Regions from separate parts of the Mus musculus genome. Here regions 1 and 2 are each linked to region 3. Evidence: chromatin contacts called from ENCODE POLR2A ChIA-PET data. All regions are on one chromosome and are shown on one strand. Each heading gives the region's core, a stretch centred on a gene start or an enhancer-like site at or near the end of the contact. The rest is flanking DNA. Distances are from core to core; before and after follow the strand shown.

Region 1 (4,119 bases), core at 400-2,899, 93 kb after region 3:
TGGAAGTACAGGGAGCAAGAGCCCAAACTTCCAGGCTTTGGAAAGCCTTTTTAGAAAGTAGGTGGAGCCAAGTAGGGTGGGGTAGGGTGGGGTAGGGATGGGTGCAATGGGAGTGGCCTGAGGCTCCCTAACGGCTGGATTTCAAAAATGTCATTGTATTCCAGAGGTTTAGTAAGATCAAGACATCAACAGTTCAGAGGATGGGCCAGAGTAAAGTCTGGCTTGACTAGAAAAATGAAAGTGGCTCGCTGGCTGAGCAAGGAAAGGACAGAGCTTCCAAAACCCTTAAGTCACCAAACAGAGAGGGCCCAGACTGGGGTGTCCCCGACTCAGGCATAACAGAATTTCCAGAGCCATTAGCTTCTGTGCCCGGTCTCCCTCCCCACCCTCCCTTGCATTCCTCGACCAGGGAGGCCAAGGGCTGTGGGAGCTGCGGGGGAGCAGATCTCCTGGTGTGCTTCTGGTGGGCCTGAGAGTCTAGGAAAAGCTCCAGACATTCTCAGCTCCTAGAAAGAACCAGGAGAAGGCCGTGCTTACACAGCCATGGGAGAAAGGGGCTATGCAGCCTTGGTAACTCCATTACAGTACCACTGGACAAATGTCAGTGTGGGCGCTATGTCTTAGTGGACATCATGTGTTCAGAGCCACGTTGGGCAAGATTGGCAAAGTGCCAAACCTACCAAGAAAGTTCTAATAAAACCCTTTCACCCATTCTGATGTGTCCCGGGCGGCGTTCGGGAGTTCCAAGACCTGGTAGAGCCTGTTCTACCTTCCTCAAGCCCATCCCCCAAGCTCCAAATGACTGAAAAATCCCACCTTGACAGCATAGGCCCTGTCACCAACGCTACTTGGTCTCAATGCCCCCACCACTCTTTATATCCCCCACCCTCTCACAGAGACCCCCTCCCTTCTATGTCCTATCATGTCTATTACCCTTGGCACTGCCAGTCACCCGCGGGAGGCAGTTCCGGGGAGGGAGGGGACTAGATGGCCAGTTACAGGCGACTGCTGCCTCCCTGGTGCCGGCCGGCCGGGCCTCACTCACCGAGCCTTCAGCTCCTTGAACTCCTCACGCACTTTGCTCAGCTCTAGCTGGAGGCGGGCGCGCTCCTTGGCCACAGAATCAAGGGTCTTGCGGGCATCCCCCAGCTCGGCCTCGTAGGCCGCCTTGATGCCGGACACCTCTCGGCTGACCACCTCTTCAGACTCAGTGATGCGAAGGCGCAGCCCCGCGTTCTCGGTCTCCAGGGAACGCACGCGATCGATGTACACGGCCAGGCGGTCATTGAGCTCCTGCAGGTCCTCCTTCTCCTGCAGCCGGGTGATCCGAGTGGGCGACAGTGGGGTAGAGCTGGCCTGCGCCCCACTGCGGGTGGCGCGCCGCTGTGACGGGGTCTCCATGGCCGGCAGGGTGACAGTGCTGCCCGCTGGGCAGGGGTCCCGAGAAGGGCGCGGGACTTGGACAGAAGGACAGAGGCTGCTCAGGGGGACAGCGAGCCGGCGAAGCTCGCTCCTGGCAGGCGTGGAGATCTGGGCTGGGCGCTGGCGCACCTCGGGATCTGGGTTGGCTGGTGTTGAGGCTGAGGCAGCGTTCCCGCGAACACTGAGTCACTGACAGCCAGGCAGAGGCTCTAATAGGCCCTCCTCTACAGGGGGTGGATCCACTGCTCTTAAAGGAGCCATCCTGTACCCAAAGGGGCGGGGGCAGGTATGGTGAGGAGGAGCCAGCATGCCAACCCTCACTCTGCAGAACACCCCTTTCTGGCCTGGGGCTTCACAATGTTGGTTCCTGCCTACTCAACTCTAAGCTTGCCTTTGGCCTTCTGGAGTAAAGAGCAGAGCCAAAGAATTTGAGTGGGTGGGCAAAGGGTAGTGGTGAGGGACCAGGGGAAGTAGGTGCAAAGTGAGGGAGAGGATCAGGCATCCCCAGAGAGCCAAGGAAGTTGGGGGGAGGGCTGAAGCTGCTGCCCATCAGTGACTCACCCCACTTCCACCACTGGCTCCCCTTTCCTCAGTAGTAATAGTGAGTCACCTCTCCCCCGCGCACAGAAGCGGCCAATCCAGGAGAGTGGAATGGCAAAGGAATGGCTGTGTTTTTAGGTAACTGAGGGATTACTTTATGCCCTCAAATTTGGGGGCAAAGATCAAGGACCTCGGGAAAAAACAAAAAACAAAACCCAAACCTATGCACTTCCCTTATATTTTTGGCTTTAAAACCAAACATTGGGTTTTAGATCTAAGAAATAAGCCTCAGTCCCCAAGAGAAGGCCAAGAATAGAAGCCAGAAGTTGGCCCCGCCCACTCCCCCCTCCCCTTTCATTTGGACCTAGACAGCTGGAAAAAGGGGCTGCTGAAATCCCTCGTTTCAGCCCCTTTCTTCAGCTCACTCCACCCAACCAAATCCAAGACTGTACTTATTTTTTTCCAGGACTGTACTTATTTTAATGGATAATTTAAAACAGATACCAGAGCTGTGCTGTGCGTGCATTCAGCACATGGCCAGGACACCAGGTTCCAGATTTTTGTGGCTTCGAGAAGGGCCTGAAAAGAGGAACGGGGTCAGAGGGTTGTTAATGCAGGGTCTCCATCCTGGTTCCATCTTAAACGGTGTGAGCAAGAACAGCAAAGCTACCCCCTCCTCAGCCACTGCATGCCTGTCTAGCCAGTTCTGGGTGGGCCCTGACTAGATGATCTCCCAATACAGTAACCTGGTCCCCTGGTTCCATGTCCCGGGGTCTCCAGCCTCCATCAAAGACTCCCGATCAGCTGTCTAATCCTCTCCTGTAACCCTAGCCTAAGCCTTACTGGCCCTGGCATCCCCTTCTGCCATGTTCCTTCCCCTTTTGCCATGTGCTTTCCCCTGTCCATTGCTGATTAGCTTGCAGTTCCTGCAGGTCCAGGCAGTGGGCTTGAGTTGGGACTCTTAAGAGATTTTGTTGTTGCTGCTGCTTTTTTTGTTTTTTTTTGTTTTTTTTTTTGTTGTTGTTGTTGGTGGTGGGGGGGGGGTTTGTTTTTTTGTTTTTTTGTTTTTTTCTTTTTTTGGTTTTTCGAGGCAGGGTTTCTCTGTATAGCTCTGGCTGTCCTGGAACTCACATTGTAGACCAGGCTGGCCTTGAACTCAGAAATCCACCTGCCTCTGCCTCCCGAGTGCTGGGATTAAAGGCGTGCGCCTGGCGCTTTGTTTTTTCAAGACAGAGTTTCTCTATGAACTTCTGGCTGTCCTAGAACTCATTTTGTACACCAGGCCAGCCTCGAACTCAAAGATCTGCCTGCCTCTGCCCCCAGAGTGCTGGAATCAAAGGCACGTGCCACTGCCACTGCGCTGGGTTCTGGGAGAGTTCTTATTTCTGTGAGGGTGACTCCAGTGTGGTGAGGACCCAGGATGCATCTAGGGGAGGGAACCTAGGACATGGCTTCCTTTCCCTGTAGTCCCTCGGGCTGTGTGGTTGCCATTCAACTTCCCAGACAAAACAACAGCAAAAACCATTTCTTCTGCTTCTCCCTCCCCTACTTCCTAACCAAGAAGCAGAGGCGGGTGGGTGAGCCAGTGGTGGAACGTGAGCAGTGGGGCTCATGCTGTTCCCTGTTCCCGCTGTCTCAGCCCTTCCTACCCACCCCCCAATCCCTCCCTGGCCTGGCTTCTCTTCCTGGCTTCAGTAGCAAAACCACATTTAACCCTTCTTATCCTACCCGCCCCCATTTTGTGGAAAAGGTACGAAGGAGGGCTTTCATCCCAAACTGTACTGAGCTCTTAGCAAAGTATCTGTGTCACCACTACAATCAAGATGGCTTTAGTCCTAAATCTGATCTTCAGAGGGAGTCCTTCCACCCTAATCCCTAATTCTGTGTCCCAAAGACCAGTGTCTGCCTTCCTCTGTGAAAGCACAAACCAATGCCAGGAGCTTCGCGAGCGAGCAGGAGAGGCCAGGCATGACAGAAGATGAGCAGCTCTCAACCATGCCTCTCCTTGTTGTGACATGAACTCTACACCTGCCTTCCCTGGTCAACTGTCACATGAGCAAAGTGGCAGACAAAGACCTGGGGACTGGGCTCCCAGGGCGTGGAGTTCTGCAAACCAAGCCACAGAGCCAGAGCCGAGCCGCACTCCCCTGCTTGGTG
Region 2 (4,018 bases), core at 29-2,528, 110 kb before region 3:
CCCACTGAGCCTTCCCTCCAGGCTGCCTCCCTTATGTGGTCCAGGGAGACTGAAGCCACTGAAAATCGCTATCCTCTTGACTCAGCCTCTGGAGTTTATTACAGGGGTGTGCTACCACACCAAACAAACAACTGTTCTGAAATTGTTAATTTTTCTCCAATTCCCTTCGGCAGTTTTTGTTAGTGCCTTTTCACTGCAGAAGACAAAGCATACCAAATACGAACTTTAAATCTATCACAAACATGTCATGACTCTTTGAGACTTCTGTTTAATTACTAGCCTTATTTTTTTTGTTGTTTTGTTTTGTCTTTTTCCTATATGGGGTGATCTGGCAAGAGGCTTGTCTCCAGTTTGAGATCAGCCTGGTCTTTACGACGAGTTTTAGGCCAGCCTTAGAACTCTGGTAAAGATAATACGGTAATTAAAAAAACAAAAACTCTAGTTTCTTTTGTCACTAACCAGTGACCAGGCTGGGGGGGAGGGGGCGAAGAAGACTCATAATACTGCAAGAAACACGACTTAGGATATTCGGGGGAAATGTGAGCGATCCTCCTTTATGTCTTTTTGCCTTAGACTCAACGTATTTTTCTAAGAAGTAAGACATTAGGACAGGAGAGATAGCTCAACAGTTAAGAGCAATAGATGGTCCCGCAGACAGGGTTACTTCCTAGCACCCACGTGGCGGTTCACAATCAATTCCAGTTCCAGAGGATCAGACTCCCGCTTGATCGCCTCTCACAAGTGGTGCACCTACATACGCACAGGCAAAACAACCATACACATAAAATAAAAAATAGGTACATCTAAAGAACAAGAATTTTCCTTCCTTTTCTTTAAAAAAGAAAACCAGCGCGTCTAGAGCAGTAAACCACAACTCCCAGCATGCTCCGGGGAGGCGGGGAGCCGAGTCGTTGCCTCCCCGCCCCGTAGGACAACTTCCACTTTTACACTGCCTCAATCTCTCGGGCCACGACGGGTATTTCTGGCTCCTCTACTCCTCCCTACCGCTAAGGCTGAAATAAAAAGTAGAGAACTATCATGCCTTCCTTGGCCTTCACGGTCGGACGAGAACCGATGGACAAAACAGAGCTTCATGATCTTACCTACAGCATTAATCCAAAGCCTCCACCCCAGCACCCACCCTCTAGTGGGTACTCATGCGCTGTAGCGAGCCAGCTAACTGCCCGTGCTTTGGCGCTTGCGCAGACATTCTGGCCGCACGCGGCCGGGAGCGGCCACGCCAGTGCGCAAGCGCTTGCGTCTCCCAGTCCCCTACATCATGCCCTCTCTATCTAACTTGCCTTGCCTTTCTTGCGTAGAGGGCGGGGCTAATACTGTCGATTGGCCTATGTTTTTGTCAATCAATAAAATGAGTTTGGTGATTGGCGGCACTTCAGAGGTTAGCAGGTTTCTGTGTCATTCCTGAGGAGGCAGCGTTTTCTTCGCTGCTCTTCTCTCCAGAAGGTTCTGCCGATTCCCCCCAGCTCTGGAGAGTCGGCTCTGCGTCGTGCCGCCATGATGGGCCACCGTCCAGTGCTCGTGCTCAGTGAGTTCAGGGAAGGGATGTCTCTCTCCGCCCCTCTCTCCCCAAGCTGGCCAGTGTTGCCCAGCTCCGTCCCGCCATGACTCGGCCCTCGTGCCTTCCAGTGGTCTTTTCGCCTTGGACCAAGCTCCTTCCCCACTTTTCTTCTCTTGCCTCTCCTGTCGCCTTCTTTTGACAAAATGACTTTCCGCTCTCGGAGTCGCTAGTCTTTACGTGTGCTTCATCCTATTCGCGTTCGGTTCTTTAGTCGCCACCCTCCACGCCCCCGTGTCCTTTACAGCATGATTTCCGTGTAGATAGTAATGATGGTTCTTAACGGTAGGCCTTGCTTCCTATGCTCGGTCCATCCCTCCGTAGAGGCGTGACTTAACGGCAACTCGCTTGATTGATACTTTAGCATCAGTATTTAGGAGGCTGTAGTAGAGTTGTTAAGTTGATAAGTAAAAGCTGCCTTTACCGGCAGATCGAATCGGAAGTGGCATCTTTTCAGTAGCGGTCATTCAGCAACCCTTGTTCGGAAATGACATTCCTGGCGTTCCCGATCTTGGATGTGATCTTTCCCACCAGCCAGTTCTCCCAAATTCCTTTCCTGGTTTTCTTTCCTCTTTAGGGAACGCCACTCATCTCAGTAAAGAGCACCAGTTCCTTGTCAGTTACCTGAGCTATTGAGAATAACTCAGTAAGCCTGGGTCAAAGTTAAACATAGTAAAGAGAAAAACAGATTTAGTCTGGCCACACTGGGAGGAGAGACAAAGGTGTTCAGTGACACTACCTCTCCTACACACTCGTAGACGAGTCCATGAGGTTTTAAGCAGCAGGCCAGATTTGTAAGAAGTCATTATTTTCTGCTCTAGTCTCCTGAGAGAAGTTTACCTACAGGGTGGCTCTCAGGCTTTAGTCTTTTTCCTGTTCTATCGTGAGATTCCTTGGCTTGTGATTGATATTTTGTTTGTTTTCGTCTGTGTATGGCACCAAGATTCCCTGGAATTGGAGTTACAGGCAGTTGTGAGCCACCTTGAGGGGCTGGGAATTGAAGCTGAACCATCTTTCCAGCCTCACAAGCAGACTTTCTTGGTCACTAATCTTTGAGACTCTGTGGCTCCTCTTCCCGGGGATGTTGTAAGGGGTGTGCAGTCTTGTGAAAAATCACTGTCCTACTGAGGCCCATTCAGGGCACTCAAGATATGAATCACTGGAAATATGTAAGCATGCATACAAGGAAAGTACTGGTCAAGACTATGAAGTTGAAGCATTTCAGGTTATCTCTTATTATACCGGGGGTTCTCTCATTATCTGTGTTTTTTGCCTGCCTCTATGTCTGTGCCTGCAGACACCAGAAAAGGACATCAGATCCCCTGGAACTGTAGTTAGAGATGATTGTGAGCTACCATGTTGGTGCTGGAAATGAATGCAGAGATCTCTGCAAGAGCTTCCAAAGGTTTTAACTACCAGGCCATCTCACTTCGTAACTGGCTAGCCTGGAACTAACTCACTTTATAAACCAAGTTGGTTGGTGTTCAAGTCACAGAAATCCATCTGCATCAGTGCTCGGATTAAAGGCATATGCTACCACGCTCAACCTTAAACAGTTGTAATTGACTGCTGGTTATACACTGAAAACTTTGTATTTATTTTTATTTTCAAAACTTGATGAATAGGGTTGGTGGTAGGATGGCTCAACAGGTTTAAAAAAAAAAAAAAAGCTCCTGACACTAAGCCTAATAATAACTGGAGGTCTTTTTGTTGTTGCTATTTTTGTTTGTTTGTTTGTTTGTTTGTTTGTTTCATTTGAGGCAGGTTCTCTATATATATGCCAAGTCACAGAGATACTCCTGACTCTGCCGTAAGTGCTGGGGTCAAAGGCATGCACCACCCTACCTGACTTGGATGACCAAGTTTGATCCCTGGCACCCATGTGATAGAAAGAAAATTAACTCTGAAAGTTGTTTTCTGACCTCACAGTTTTGCCAAGCATTTGTACACCTGATATATACATTAAAATGTAGCATTTTTTTTAAGTTAGGAAATAAAATGATTGTGTACACTGGGCTGTTGACATGTGTTTTTGTCTGTTTTAGGTCAGAACACAAAGCGTGAATCTGGAAGAAAAGTTCAGTCTGGAAATATCAATGCTGCAAAGGTAGTGCATGTTTTATGAGATAACAGCAGTTTGTTCTGGCTGACTCTCCTAATACTTCCTTATTGGTAGTAGCAAACTTCCTATGGTTCTGTACTTCATACAATGAGCAGAGGAAAACTTGCTTTTTTTTTCCAAGGCATTTCCCTGGTGGTGATACAGGAAGGGAGGTTTTTAAAAGATTTGCTTGTTTTACTTTACTGTTGGAGTGTTTTGCCTCCATGCATGTATGTATGTGTGTACATGGCATGGAAGCATAGAGGAGGTGGTCAGATCCCCCTGAAACCGGAGCTACAGGCCATTGTGAAAGTTCCCGTATCAGTGCTAGGACTTTAATC
Region 3 (3,939 bases), core at 807-3,306:
GACTTGGGAGGTAAGACTAAGATGACGCAGCCTGACGAAGGCAGAAACCGTGAAGACAGAGTAAGAGGAGATCTGGACAGGCAGATCTGCACTCAGACATGAATTCTCACCACGACCAATTACCTGAACCTGCAGAGTGGGTAGGGAGTTTCTATGGCTCATACATAAAACTACTCTTTCTGTGTAGTACTGTTTCCTGAATGCCAACCAGCTTTGCTATTTCTGAGCCTGGAGGTAGAGCCCCAGGCCTCCCAGCAGCTCCATCACTGAGCCCTACCTACCACTGAGTCCCATCGCCCTCACCTCCTTGCCTTTCTTTAGTTTAAAATGCCAGCAACTGAGGCACAATTGATGTTCGCTCTTTCCTTGGGCTTAACATAACTATATAAATCACACCCTGCCTAGAGCATCCCAGGCCATAGCACTGGATCAGGATATGGTAAGACCTTAGCCCCTCAGCCTCATGGGACCCACTCCTCTGTAACAAGCTGCTGGCTGCACTGTGTCCTGGTGGGAGACCTGGCTTCTCTCTGAATAGTACTAACTGGCCTTTACCCTGGGCTCCACTAATACCACCAACCCAGTCTCTTCTGGCAGGTTCAAATGTCACAAGACACAGAAAAGGAATCCCTTGCTTGCTGCAGCTAAAGAGAAAGACTGTTTCAGAAGGTCCAGGAGACTGCCAGGACCAAAAAAAAAAAGATTTCGCTTTTGGAGAGACAAGGCAGGGGAGTGCAGATAGCAGGGCCATGTGCGACTGCATCTTTATATTGTGAAACCTAAGATTGGCACTTCTGGCAGTTGGGCCTTAGCCAGGCCAACGAAAAGGACAGCAGGGCAAGAATTTGAGGTCCACCTGAAGCCAGCATGTCCAGTCTTCCTCTAGTCACTGTGGAAGTCACTAGAGCTCTGCTGGCTGGAGCGGGAAGGCATGGGAGGTGGCGAGCACTGAGCCTATAGTCTTTTTTTTTTGAGACAAGGTTTCTCTGTAGCCCTGGCTGTCCTGGAACTCACTCTGTAGACCAGGCTGGCCTCAAATTCAGAAATCCGCCTGCCTCTCCCTCCCAAGTGCTGGGGTTAAAGGCTTGCGCCACCACTGCCCGGCTAACATTCCTTTTTTTAAAATGTTAATTTGATTCGGTCATGTTTATGTCTAGGTATTTTGCCTGCACGTATGTATTTGCACCATGTACATGCTTAATGCCCACCAGAATAGTGTCAGATCCCCTGGAAGTGGAGTTACAAGTGGGTGTGAACCACCATGTAGGTGCGCTGCAAGATCTGCAAGATCAACGAGTGCTCTTACCACTGAGCCCAGGACATTCCTGGTTATGAGGCCTGGCACACCAGCCTGTAAGGACAGCCACTCATTTCTGAGTTCGAGACCAGCTTGGTCTACAGAGTGAGTTCCAGGACAGCCAGGGCTACAGAGAAATCCTTTCTCAAAAAAAAAAAAAAAAAAAGACTGCAAGCTCAGTGCTTGCCACCTCCCGCGCGCTCCAGCCAGCAGAGCTCTGCGCTCATCTGGCGCCCTGGCGCGTTAGGTCTACGTAAGCAGATGACCTCTGGGGAAGGACGTCGGCTGCCCTAAGGCTGCCGCGGGCCCCAGGCTGCTGCCTTGCGGGACGGTGGAGAAGACAGCAACTGCAATCCGACCTTCCCTCTACTCCTCCGCAAACCGCGGCGAGAGGTTTCAGGGGAGCAGCCCTGCTCCACCGCGGCGGGTCGCCCACGTGACTGCGCCAAGCGTATCTCGCGGGACTTACGATCCTGCGACAGACCTCCCGCCACCTCTCCCCATTGGTCGCCACCTACCTCCTGTCGGCGACTAGCTTCTGGAGGAAAGTGTCTACTATGGCGTCCAGGAGTTTCACCCTGGGGATGGTCGCGTCCCCTGGCACAGCTTCCGGAGAGGAGCCCTCAGGCCCCCTTTCCGCAGCCTCGCTATCTCGGCTCACCTCAGCCATGTTGAAATTGAACCGCCAAAATAAACTGGCCCTGCAGCTCCTCCCAACAGGACCTCCGATTGGAGGCCGCGGAATGCCCGTCACGGAGCCGGATGGGGCGGGGCAGTGGCCGAGGACGAGGAATTAGTTCTCAGCTCCGGGGGGAGGGAGGGGGGGAAGGGCAGAAAACAAAACCCAAAAGCCAGAGTTTAGGGGCTCAATAAAAACTTTTAATTACATTTCAAAGATCTCATACAGTGCAACAGTGAATATTCGCAGCTAATCTCCTCGAGTCCATTTCTAGCTAATGCTGAATGTGCATTCTTTCCCATGTGCCTCTATCCAGCCCTCCTGTCTTGCCGAGTTTCTAATTTGTGTGTTGACCAATGGGTCAACATTTCTAGCTGTTTTGGTCTCCAGTTTTGGAAAAATGGCCGCCCACTGGCTCATCTTCACCAAGGCCAATCCCAGACCCTGACCTTGGGAGAGTAGGAGTTCCGACACGGGGGTGCCTTTTACCTTTATATCCAAGGTCCTTTCAAACACAAGGGGAAAGAAGGAAAGGGAGATAGGACAAGAAAGGGAGAGGCTTAAACACCGGACAAGAAAAGTCGGGAAGGAGTAACCTAAGGTATGAAAGGTGGGAGGAACCTATGTCCACACTCTGCCCCGTTAGGAAAGACCAAAGAGCAGAGCTGTCCAATCACAAAGGTCTTGATAGTGAAAGCCTGAGAGGGGCCCTTGCTCCACTGTATTGATAGGTCTTAAGGTAGAGGTGAGGAGCGAAAGGATTTAAAATGATCTGTGGGCTTCACCCTTCAGATGACTATGGGCAAGATTGAAGGGCTCTCTCAATAAAGTGCAGGAAGTGGGGCCTGGCGGCGTCCTGTAAACCTGGAACTTAGGAGGTGGAGGAAGATGAAGAGTTCTAGGCTACCCTCTGCTACATAATGAATTCAAACCCAGCCTGGGATATATGAGACCCTGTCTCAAAAAACAAACCAAAATGCTGAGACATTAGTAGAGGGCTCAGAAGGAAACAAATACAGACTACAGCGAGTAGTAGGAGGTGTGTGTGTGGAGACTGGGTCAAGTCAGGATGGAAGAATGTGGAGCAGCCGTGAGAAACATGAAGGCTTCAGTTAGCACCTTCCAATTTGGCACCATGGCATTTCCCAAGCATCTCCCAGGCTGAAGAGCAAGATCTGCCTGCTTTCTTCCCTCCCATTCCTGGATGTGCCTCTCTGCCACCAACACAGGCTCAGTAGAGGCAGGGAAGAGGGACGCTCCTGAGGAAAGCATCAATGGTTTTGGCAGTAAGAGGCTGGTAACCAGGTGGACCTGGCCTTGGGTGCCTTCCTGACTGTATTTTTTTTTTTTTTCTGTTGCCAGCACAGGGTACCATGACTGGGATGATACTTCACAACCAAGGACAAGAAAAAAAAGGATAGTTCATATTCCAGAGTCCCACTGTGAGACACCTGTTGCTATTCATCTGGGTGGCAGGTGTGCCTGTGGCACTGCTGCCTCGGGCTCAGAACCTCCGTTGTACCTCCAGGGCTTGGCTCAGCTGGCCTGAGGAGATAAGAGTGAGGAACACACATCCAAGCCAGTGGCTCTTTCCCAACCTGGCTTCAGGGCAAAGTTCCAAGGACAGTGTTCTCTAGTAAGTCTGACCCACTTATAACTATGCCCCTCTACTGTAGTCACCTGGGCCAATGAAGGCCAGCAGCTCATGCGGTTCCCGGGCCTGAGGGACAGGGAAGGGGGATAAAGAATTGGGATCTGTGTCACAGTTTTCCACTTCTCCAAGGAGTGGGGTCTGACAGCAGACTGAGCTATGAGGGTGAGTTGGCTCATTCACAGATGTTCAGCTACACATAGGAAGCCTTAGCATTCCTCCCTCCTAGTAACTCCCCTAGAAGATGAACGCCCTGCAGAGTGTGTGCTGCTCCGATTTGTCCCCCCAAAGGCAGGACAAAGCAGTGAACAA

The links. ChIA-PET counts read pairs that join two places held with the same protein, here RNA polymerase II (POLR2A).
Region 1: POLR2A ChIA-PET joins it to region 3 with 43 read pairs in Patski. The contact joins the promoter of Lmna here to the promoter of Pmf1 in region 3. POLR2A ChIA-PET finds 5 or more read pairs at or near these places in 4 of 5 experiments (Patski and embryonic stem cell).
Region 2: POLR2A ChIA-PET joins it to region 3 with 25 read pairs in embryonic stem cell. The contact joins the promoter of Tsacc here to the promoter of Pmf1 in region 3. POLR2A ChIA-PET finds 5 or more read pairs at or near these places in 3 of 5 experiments (Patski and embryonic stem cell).

What each region holds. Positions count from the first base shown.
Region 1 is chr3:88,501,703-88,505,821 of GRCm38, forward strand. Lmna (lamin A) reads right to left here and starts at 1,650. Exons shown (of 12, transcript NM_001002011.3): 1 at 1,046-1,650. The coding sequence starts at 1,401.
Region 2 is chr3:88,295,721-88,299,738 of GRCm38, forward strand. Tsacc (TSSK6 activating co-chaperone) reads right to left here and starts at 1,279. Exons shown (of 4, transcript NM_001357024.1): 1 at 1,104-1,279. It overlaps Cct3 (chaperonin containing Tcp1, subunit 3 (gamma)), which reads left to right and starts at 1,415. Exons shown (of 14, transcript NM_009836.1): 1 at 1,415-1,546; 2 at 3,622-3,683. The coding sequence starts at 1,516.
Region 3 is chr3:88,408,341-88,412,279 of GRCm38, forward strand. Pmf1 (polyamine-modulated factor 1) reads right to left here and starts at 2,057. Exons shown (of 5, transcript NM_025928.4): 1 at 1,816-2,057. The coding sequence starts at 1,967. Slc25a44 (solute carrier family 25, member 44) reads right to left here. Exons shown (of 4, transcript NM_178696.5): 4 at 2,154-3,939.